Regions from separate parts of the Homo sapiens genome. Here region 2 is linked to region 1. A link is an interaction called in ENCODE POLR2A ChIA-PET data of the cell type or tissue named here. Cell type or tissue: HepG2. All regions are shown on one strand. Links, peaks and the distances in the headings refer to the core of each region. The heading gives the core; the rest is flanking DNA.

The links. ChIA-PET counts read pairs that join two places held together with the same protein. Peaks named below come from ENCODE experiments on the same cell type or tissue, not always from the same donor. Only the 100,000 strongest peaks of a DNase experiment are listed, where the experiment ranks them.
Region 2: POLR2A ChIA-PET joins it to region 1 with 22 read pairs; 18 of 35 experiments call an interaction of 5 or more read pairs at or near these places.

Annotation. Positions count from the first base shown.
Region 1 is chr1:109,390,261-109,395,639 of GRCh38, forward strand. The region is part of intron 1 of SORT1 (sortilin 1); the gene reads right to left. Among named protein-coding and RNA genes, the nearest start is that of SORT1, 5.0 kb to the right of the region's middle. In HepG2, for the core only: no CTCF peak of the experiment used is centred there; a DNase peak (open chromatin) is centred at 2,891; H3K4me3 peaks cover 2,874 bases.
Region 2 is chr1:109,297,379-109,302,757 of GRCh38, forward strand. MYBPHL (myosin binding protein H like) reads right to left here. Exons shown (of 9, transcript NM_001010985.3): 2 at 791-879; 3 at 44-239. Among named protein-coding and RNA genes, the nearest start is that of MYBPHL, 6.9 kb to the right of the region's middle. RefSeq lists enhancers at 2,955-3,465, 3,466-3,975. In HepG2, for the core only: no CTCF peak of the experiment used is centred there; DNase peaks (open chromatin) are centred at 1,433, 2,053 and 2,523.

The DNA.
Region 1 (5,379 bases), core at 284-5,283:
CCTTAAGATAGCCCCAGTGCTTTGCTTTGTTTATGCACAGGTCTGGACTCCACTCAGTACATGGCAGGCAGCTCAGTAAGTGTCTAAATGAATGACATCTATATAGTACTTTACCTTTAACAAAACACGTTGATAAAACTTCTCATTTGACCCTCCAAACAATCCTAAGAGCTGCTGCTCTAGTTTAAAAAACAACTGTAAAGACCACTGAAGTTAAGTGATTTTCCATAATCACACAGCTATGAAGCAGCAGAGCCAGGACCCAAATCTGGGTATTGAGACATCTCTTTGAGATTTTGTATACAACATATTTATGTTTTGAATCCTTTGTGACAAATAGCAAATACTAGATAAAAATGATTTGAACTAACTTGTCTGGGAATTATTGAAGTTAATACAAATTTTCCTTCCCAGTTCAATTTCTCCTGGTCCTTCAGAGCAATTGTACTGTGGAACCAGACTTGCAAACTGGCTTCAGTACAATATTAGAAAGTGTGTGTGTGTGTGTGTATGTGTGTGTGTGTGTGTGTGTGTGTGTGCGCGCGCGCGTTTTAGGACATACAGGAAGACTAAAATGCTTATCCAAAGCAAACATAAGACGGATAGTATTCATAAGCCAGAGAAGGAACATACATACGTTTTCTTCTGATAAAAATAAATCAAGCCAATTAATCACATATAAGTTTCTACATGTGAATATATTTATGGTAAGCTGACCATCTATTTTCAAACACACAGGCAGCCAGGATGAAGAAAAAAAGCCCCAGTTTTGGCAGAGTACTATAGGAAAGGGAAAAAGAAAAATGAATTTACTGCTATCTGTTGGGTTTGCTTTTGGACTATTCAAGCTAGTAGCTTTTATTAGCATTAGATTTTTCAGCCAACAAGGAACAAACGGTAAAATATTACCCCCAAAATAAAAGAGAAAAATGTCTTTCATAACTACATGAAAAAAAGTACTCCTGCTATCTTTAAGAACATGCATATTTCACTGAAGCAAGTTCTGGAGGTGGTAGTAAAACACCCCTAAATGTGAAATCCATGCTATGTTCAAGTTTGACTGGGAAGTCAAACAGCCACAGTTTGCTTCTAAATTTGGAATCAGCCAGGAAAACATTTGTGATCACAACCTCTGGCCTCTCCCATATGAATCATAGAATTTTTGAAAGAAATTTTAAAGCTAGTCCAAAACTTCTTGTGCTGTAGATGAGGAATCGAGGGCCAGAGACTAAAACACAAAACAGAAAATAAGTTACATTCACAGAAAACTTCCTCGGCAAAACACGACAGGTTCTGAGTGGAAGGATTTTGTTTTTACTGTGGTTTCCTGAGATTGAGATTGGGGATAGAGAAGGAAAAACAGCCTCCATCTTTCACCTAAAAATTTTCATAGGTATGAGGAATCTGTCATGAACATTCATTCAACCAAACTATCTCAAAGCAACATATTACTAACCCAACTTTGACTGCAGTCACCATTGAAACAAGAACAAAAAAGCTGCCTAGAACTGACTGAAATTGATCAGCTTGTTCTTCAAGCCCCATTAATCCTCAAATCCACCTGCATACAAATCACTGAGACCACATAGTGGGAAGAACAAGTTTTCACCAAGTTTTTAAAAATAGAAGTAAAAGATGCAATAAAAACACTGATGACAAAAGGAGAGAAAGGGAACTGAAACTTGTAGAAATCTACAAATGCAGTATCTAGTTCATAATATTGTCAGAGCCATTGCCACAGTTTTGTTGTTTCTAGAAAAGCTGTATTTTAAATTACATGTCAAATGTGATGGCTTTGTCTGCCTTAATATTAGCTCCTAATTATATAAAATATCTGAGCCTCATTTCTGCAGCCTCAAAACATAGTTCACTTTCTGTAAAAAAAATTGAGGGGTAGGATTAGGTAGGAAGGAGGGAGAAGAACAAACGTTACTCCCCCGTCCTGACCATTACAACTTGGTGCTAAGCACTGCCCAGCATGTGATGGTCACACAAGGGTAACAGGCCAACTGGGACAAAGTTGGGGAACGCAGACTCTGCAGTCACCCACTGAGAACCCAATGCCTGTTGACGAGAGTTGACTGGAAACTGGCAGAGTGCAGAAGAAACTGCTAATAGTATCTGTGACCCTGACATGAAAGATCTGATCAAAACAGCAGGATAGAAAGCCTATTATTGTTGTTAATAATCACAAAAAGAAAATAGCCATTAGAAATTGAACAGAACATAAGCCTTCTTCCAATTATTTCCACAAGCAGACATGAGACTCAGATTTCTAATTAAAAATCACTGTGCACAGAGCCAAACATTTGAGTCAGCAGAGAACTTACCTAATTGTTAACACTGCATTCCCTTGGAGCCATCTGTCATACCTGGCTAGCTTTCTACTCTCATCCCAACCAAACTTCAGATGAAGACTAACCTTTCCCCAGATAAATTACACTTCATCAAATCTGCTGATACTTCTTACTGAAATATCCAATGCATAAGTCATTTTAACATCCCTCTAGGGGCTAAAGGTCTGACTATACATTGCATGAGAGAAGACTCTTCATGAAGGTTTCGCTCACTCTGCTCAACCAGGACCAAGAAGGAGATCCTACAGAGTTCCTACTCCTTGATCCAAAGCTGAATGGAAGAAACAGAACTCAAGAGACTATTAAATAAGCTAGACGGCTGGGGGTGCTAGGGAAGGTAGGATGAAGAGAGGCCAAGTATTGGAAGAAATGAGGCAGTTAGGAAGTTCCGGGGCATTAAAGGACTGACCTTCAGACTTCCGGGTGTTACAAAGGTCTGGCGATTCACAACAACAGGCCGAGGTCTTCAGCGGCAGCTCCCTGAAGCCTCTGACAGGCACACTCAGTCCTGTCAGCTTGGACTCAACCCTGCCAGAGCCAGCAAACAAACACACGCATTCTTCCCAGAGCTGACACCCCATACAACACGGCCTCTCTACAGGGCCTGTTTATTTAAGGAACCAGATGCTTTAAAGTTGGAGTAGAAGTTGGGAAGTTATGTTTACAGAAGTAGTTAGTGACAGGAGCAGAGGGAGGACAGAAAATAAGCAAGAGTTCCTGGCTTTATTCATCATAAGTTTAAAAAGTTTTAAGGAAATTGTCAAATGGTCTGTACACAGGAATGAGAAGTAAGGAAATTATGTCAGCCACCACCACAACTCTGGCCAAGGCATTTCATCTGTTCCTTTAAGACAGTTTCATGCCTACCCTCAAAGGGGTGCTTACAGCAGAAATGTTTTGAAGCAATCCAACTTAGTAACCAACAATAAAGTCTTCTAGGCCTGCTCAATTTCACGCATGTACAAAGGTTATACATGTCATGAATACTCCAAGCAGCTGAAGGAAAGAATCAGTTAAAAATGTGGCATGAAAACAGTTTTGAGTTCCAGGCAAAAGGAAGATTATTGAGTCTAAGAAGAGAGCATTTATAAATGATAGCTAATTGCTGAGTGCTAATTATGTGCCAGACATTCTTCTAATGAGTTATTACATATGTATAGATTATACAACACAATGTGATATGTTGTAATACATACTATAACTCATTACAAATACAATATTACATATGCATATATTATGTAATACAAATATATATTTATACAATAATATACATATACGTATATATTATGTATATATAATTTAACACACACTCATTTAATTCTCACAACCACCCTACAAATTAAGTGCTCTTATCTTCACTTTACAGATTAGGAACTGAGACACAGAAAACTTAAGTAACTCACCCAGGATCACACAGTGACATGGCCAGGGTTCAAATGCAGGCAGTCCAGATAAGGCAGTGCTATACCACCTTACCATGGTAAGTCAAACCCTTAGAACAAAATTAGGGAGCATAATTTTTGGAAAGTTATAACTATTTATCTTTCTCCTTCGTTTTCTTGTCATCCCTTTTGTTTGTTTTTTTAGTAATAGCCAGTATTTTTTATTTCCACTTTCCCATGAGTCTATTATAGCTAACTTGTAATACTGTAACTAGAAAGGAAAATGTTTTCCTCTCCTGCCTCAACTCCTAAAATAAAGCACTTAATCATTAGGACTTCTATGTGAAAAAATATATGCTGTGTGTAATAAACCCAATGCACTTTAAATATATTTTAAATTAATAGATTGAAAAGAAATGATATGAGAAAAAAAACCTTAGAGAGAAAAAGGGAGGCTTGGGCAAAGAGAAAAACCTGCTGGATTTCATGGACAGAGAAGCCTGAGTGGTCATCAGGACACCGGTCTCCTTAAACCGTAATATAAACGCACTATTATGCTTTAGCTTTACCGTGCTTTCTTGAGAAGACAGGTTAAATGCTAATATATCCTCATAAGCCACAGACACAGGTCTAGTAGTTTGCTATAACCTTCTGAGGCTTTTCATTCTCCAGTCTGAATGATCTTTTCTTTGTATCTTGGCACCCCAGCATCTAGCACAGATCTAGGCATTTGGAGGGCATTCACATACATTGATGATGTGAATTAATGTGGCTTGAAATGAAACAGGACCAAGTTAAAAGAAATAAGAGAACCATGAACTTTTGCTTTTTCTTGGGACTCGAATCCTGTCATGTTATGTAGGAAAAATGATTCTACATGTACCTTCCTTCCCCAGTTGTACAAAGTACAATATCTCTGATAAAAAGTTGTTCTGTCATGCTGATGCTTTTATTTCACACTGTTTTATAAACGGTCCAAAAATACTAGATCTCTTCAATACAGTTCAGGATTTTTTATGACTTCTAAAACCAAATAAATAAACAGAAGAACAGGCTACTACATAACAATTCTTGGTTAAGAAGTACTACTTAACCATTTTTAAGGTAAATGATATTAAACAAAGGCTCCACTTTTTTTTTTTTTAACCAGATACAGAAAGGATGAGATCTCTGAAGAAGAGACCACGGATGACTAACAAACGCAAAAACTTTTTTTTTTTTTTTTTTTTTTTTTTTTTTGAGATAGAGTCTCACTCTGTCACCCAGGCTGGAGTACAACGGTGCGATCTCGGCTCGCTGCAACCTCTGCCTCCTGGGTTCAAGTGATCGTCATGCCTCAGCCTCCAGAATAACTGGAATTACAGGCGCATGCCACCGCGTCTGGCTAACTTTTGTATTTTTAGTAGAGACAGGGTTTCACCATGTTGGCCAGGCTAGTCTTGAACTTCTGACCTCAAGTGATCCACCTGCCTTGGCCTCCCACATTGATAAGATTACAGGCATGAGCCACCGTGCCCAGCCAAAATAGCTATTTTAAATAAGGTCACTGAAAAAAAGACTGGGAGAGAAAAACTAAAAAAAAATTATTGCAAACAGCTAAATGAAAGAAATAGAAGAAAATTTCTTTACATGTGGACTTC
Region 2 (5,379 bases), core at 64-5,063, 93 kb before region 1:
GAGTTCCTGAGGACCCCCCCATCTCCCACTTCCCCCACCGTACCAATCACCAGGATGTCAATGGTGGCGGTGGCCTCCAGCCCACCCAGCTGCACGCGGAGTTGGTAGCGACCTGAGTCAGCACGTTGGGCTTCTCGGATGAAGAGGATGGAGTCTTGCTCCCCATTCCGCACACTCACACGCCTGGTGTCCAAGGCACAGCCATCATGTGTCCAGATGGCTTGAGGTTTGGGCTTGCCCTGAGGAATGAGGGTAATGCTTTGAGCAGCCCCGAGAGGCTTCCTGACTCTCCCTGCTGCTGTAGGGGTCCTGTCCACCCCAGGTCCACAGGGAGGCTTGACTTGGAGCTGCACATTCCTTGAGTTAGAAGTTGGTGGACCCTCCCGGGGGCCTCCTCCTTTCAGCAACAGCCTAAGGATCTTGGGAAAGAGGGATGGCTTTGAGTCTCCCAATCTCTGAGAGCTTAGGTCATGAACACCCGGGGCAGCTGGGACCAATTGAATAGCCACTCAAACTCCCAAGAACCCTTCTAACTGCAAGCTCTGAGGCTTCTGTAGACTGAAGGGCATGGATTAGCCTCACACCATCTCATGGGTGCACACCCAGTCCTATCCAAACCCACCTTCAGGAGTGCAGAGGTCATTTGGCCTCAGACTTCTGGTGGTGTGACCCCTTCTATCCAAGGCTGGGAAGATTGCCCCTCTGCTAGCAGGACTCTTGGTATCTGTTTCCAAATCCAAAACCTGCACTGGCCCCAGACATGGACCCAGTATGGGGCTGGCATGATCACCTGGAATGGGATTAGTAGGTTCACTGTGTCCCCAACCTTCCGGATGTAGGTCTGCCTCAGGGCCCGAGGTAGCCAGATCTTGGGGTGCTCTGAGTGATGGAAAGAGAGAGAATAGGAGATGGATACTCAGAGAAAGTAAATCCTGCATCCAGCTGCCTGCTGTGGGTGAGTGGCCCAGGAATCGGTCACCAAATTAAGCCCTTCTTAGAGGGGAGGGGAAGAGTGCTCCCATCATCCTGCTGGGATTTGGGGATGAGGGGTTGGCTTAAGGAACACCCCGGGAAACATTAAAGTCTCAGCAGAAGGAACACTGGAGTGCGAGTCTGACAGTTCTCTTAATTTGTAACTCTCAAGTACTGACTTTCCATCATCTGGAGGCATTCCATCCTGATGGAGGCATTTTTATTTTTCTGTTTGTGTACAGACCAGCCTGGTCTGTGTGGTTTGTCTTTCCACCCTTTTCTACATTTGTCCTTAATACCATTCCTTTTATCAAGGCCACTTTCCATGTCAATCCTGACCTCCCAGTTAGGTGTGGGTCTCAGGAGAATGCTCTCCATTCTGCAGGCAGAGTCAACACCCTGACCTCCCAGCCGCCCACGGAGACAACACTGATGTCACTGCAGACAGAGCACGTGTCTGGGTCCCTTCCTCTGCATGGCCACTCTGCTCCCGGGCGCCTGCACAGTCTTCTTCCAGTTTGCAGAGGATCATTTTGTACAGATTCTGGGACAGATTAGGTCCACCACTCATTTCCCTTTGATCTCACAGGTCTGTCCCAGTGAGAAGTAGAGATTAGATGATGTGTATGGGCTTCCAGGATGAAGACAGGAAATGCTTGGAAAAGTGCTGAGTGTAGGTTTGGAGATTGACCAGGTATCATTTCTCTCCTCTTGGGATGCCTCACACTGTCTCAGCTGCCGAAGCACAAACATTCCACCTGCGTTCCCTCGGGGGCCTGGCTGAGACAGACACCATTTTCTGGCCTTTTCCTGGCTGCTGTCTCCTCCTTTCTCAGGCACAGGCAGTCGCCTGGCTGATATTATCTTCAGTAGAATGTGATAGTGCTTCAGTTCCCAACAACCCAGGATTCTTGCCACAGTTCATTCTTGGCAGTTGGAAGAACTTCACCCCTGGTACATTCCTGTGGCAAACAGCATGACTGCTCGATAGTGGATTCCAGACTCTTTGATAGCACACACTTCTGTGAAAATACTTCCCTGAGCATTCACTATGACATATGTATGTTTACTTATAGATGAACTGTTTAAATACATACATTACATAACACAAACATGTAAGTGACGCAACTGAAACAGAGCTTCTTCTGTGTCCTTCCTCCAGCTCAATCAGCAAGCATTGTCCAGAGAACTTCACTCTGAGTCTCCCCATGATAATCTCAAGGTCGCGAGACCTTTGCAAATGAAGATCAATGGCAATGTACAGTGCACACGGTCCGTTTGGTTTCTGCAGTTTCCTTCTGTGCTGTGTGGCTTATGTTTTCACCTGGGCTGTGCCTGTCTTAGACTGCACCTCAGGAATATGTGACGAGGGGACTTGATGGGCCTGAGTGCCCGTCCTCCCTGCCCTGCTCAGGTCTTGACTGCCTCAGCATAGATGCAGCAGCTGCAGGCGGCTGAGTGACCCTGCTGTGGCTGCCCTCGGCTGGGCTCTGGTGGCTTGGGAGGGGCGGGACATGAAGAACAGAAGAAGCGTTTGTGTGATGGGCTTCTCTCCTGTGGCCATCTTGGCAAGCAACCAAAGAGTTGAAGACGGGCGGATATGACTTAATAGTGTTTTGAAAAAGAGGGCCGTACTTGGAAAGGAGGGTCAAAACCTCATCTTGTCAGGCTTGGTTCCCCACTGTTGGGGGAGGAAATAACCCTTTCTACATTTGCTGGGGAGAGGGCTGGAGAGAAGCTGGCTCTGCTGTCCCTGTGCCGCCTGCCTACAGAATGTCGGCATTAGGAAGGGCCTGTAAGCACCAGAACAAGGATGCTGGGAGCAAGAGGGCTCCGAGAAAGAAGCCGGTATTCTGGAGACCTCCCGGCTAGCTGTGACGACGTGCCTGGCACCAGAGACTCCTGCCTCCCCATCTAAGATTGTGTGTCTGAAGGACCCATTCTCAGAGCACTAGCTGTGTCTTGCCCACCAGTGTCCACCCAGCAATGAGCACCATAGTCAGGGCTTGGACAGTGGCCTGCCCCTGGAGGGAGGAGGCCCAGAGGGAAGGCGGGGGCTAGACATACCCAAGAACTGCAAAGGGTTGAGGTGGGGAGAGGAACCCAGGCCTTCATGCCTGACAGAAGTGCCCGCTGAGCCCCGCCCTGCTGAGACCTCAGGTAGGGAATGGGCTGTTATGGGTAGCTGTGAGCTGATGTATGTGTTTCCACCTAGTGTTTCTTTTGTTTCTTAGAAAAACACCTGGGAAAATGTTAGCATTCTTACACCTGAACTAAAGAGAAAAATGAAAGAAATGGGTTTATGTGGAACATAAGCTAAGGTGTGGGAGTTAGAGGAAGAGGAGCAGACTGGCCCTTGGATCTAGAGGGGATCCTGGCTGGGCAGAGAGCAAGGAAGGAGGCTGCCCGCGAGAGCAAGGAAGGAGGCTGCCCGCGAGGACGGCAGTCTCTCCCTCCCTGGACGGCTCCATTGCCGGTTCTCTGCTTATCAGTGGGTTTCCTGACAAGATGACGAAACTTAAGTCTCTAGAATGGACTCTGAGGATGTGTAGGTGAGGCCTCTGCTCCCAGCAGGCTCCCGGCTCCCTGTGGGAGGGCAGAGTATGGACGTGAGGCTAACTCAGCTGACTACGTGCAGAGGTGGCAGGAGAGAGTGTGGCAGCTTCAGATGCCCAGTCAGCAGGTCAGCAGCATGCTCTCCAATCGCCTCTCAACCCAACCCAGGCGCAATCTGACTCTTTGCTAAGAATGTGAACGCCGGGGCTCATTTGAGGCATCTCTTTTCACACATCCGCAGTCAAGCGAGGTGTAAATTGTACTGACCTTGGGGAGGCATGGCTTCCCCTGATGCCCAAGGTCTTTCTCCTCCTTAGATGACAGGAGGGATGTGAACCAAAGCCTAGAGTCTTTAAGAGCCTAGGTTTTCTAAGAGCAGGTCTGTGAGAGTCACAGTTTGGTTTTCTCCCTTCATGGGGTCTTAGAGAAAAGGCATCTTGAAAAGTCCTTTGAGGGCCTTTGGTTCTGAGTTAGGCTCTCTCTGTACAATGTTTCTCTCAGACAGGATGCTGTTTAATTCTTTCTAAAAAATTCTTAGAGAAAACTACTTCAGGCCGGGCGCAGTGGCTCATGCCTGTAATCCCAGCACTTTGGGAGGCTAAGGAGGGTGGATCACCTGAGGTCAGAAGTTCAAGACCAGCCTGGTCAACATGGTGAAACCCCATCTCTACTAAACATACAAAAATTAGCCAGGTGTGGTGGCGGGCACCTGTAATCCCAGCTACTTGGGAGGCTGAGGCAGGAAAATCGCTTGAACCTGGGAGGCAGAGGTTGCAGTGAGCCGAGATTGCACCATTGCGCTCCAGCCTGGGCAATAAGAACAAAACTTCATCTCAAAAAGAAAAAAAAAAAAAGAGAGAAAACTACTTCAAGTCCAAAGATCTTGACTTCTGATTAGAAAATTCCTCCTAATACCTACCCTACTTTTATCCTGCTAAAGTTTATGCCTGTTTTACTATTCTATAATTGTTCCTATCCTCTCATAATTCCCTTTTATGGGATCAGTCTTTCTCCAGAGGCTCCCTAGGGGCTGTATAGTTCAGACCGATGTTACTAACTATGACCTGGAGAGCCAAGAACCAAGATGGAAGCATTGGAGAAGTGGAGAGGGTGTGTGTGTGTTTGTATGAGTGTGTATGTATGTGTGTGTGAGTGTATGTGTGTGAATGTGTGTGTTTGTGTACGTGCATGAATGTGTGTATGGGTGTGTTTACGTGTGTCTGTGAATGGTGTGTGTATGTGTGTGTATGAGAGTGTGTGTGTGAGAGAGAGAGGGAGCCTGCATACACACGTGCCTATGTGGGTGAAGGGTTACCAAAAGAGGGCGAATGCAGGAGGCTAGCTATGGCTTTGAAACTATCCAGAGGTTTCCAGAAATCCAAGAAGTACCGGGATTTCTTAGAGAAACATTACCAGATGCCTAGGATGTGGCCTTGGTCTACTCAGAAACCTGTCTGGAGGAGTGCAATGGGAAAGGAGTGGTACAAGAGTGTCACTTTCTTGAAGGCCATGAAACTAAGGTCAGAAAAAATAAAAGGACATAGGAACAGGCAACACTTCTCTGAGGAAAAGACTCCACCCCACCCCGTCCCTATGTTACAGTCGTCCCCCTAGTGCTTGATGGTTTTAGCCCTGGCTCACTGTCTCTCCAACACCCTCTCCATGCGGTATGCCTCTCCAGGCATAACTCCTGCTGGTCCCAACACCCATGTTTCCAGTCCCCGTAGGGTCTCTCACATCTGGCCCACCACTCCTCCAATAACTTTGTCCTCTCCTAATTCAGCCAATGGTCCCTGTGGCCATTCTCTAGACCAAGAGCTACAATCCTTCTATGATCAGAATTACAAGCAT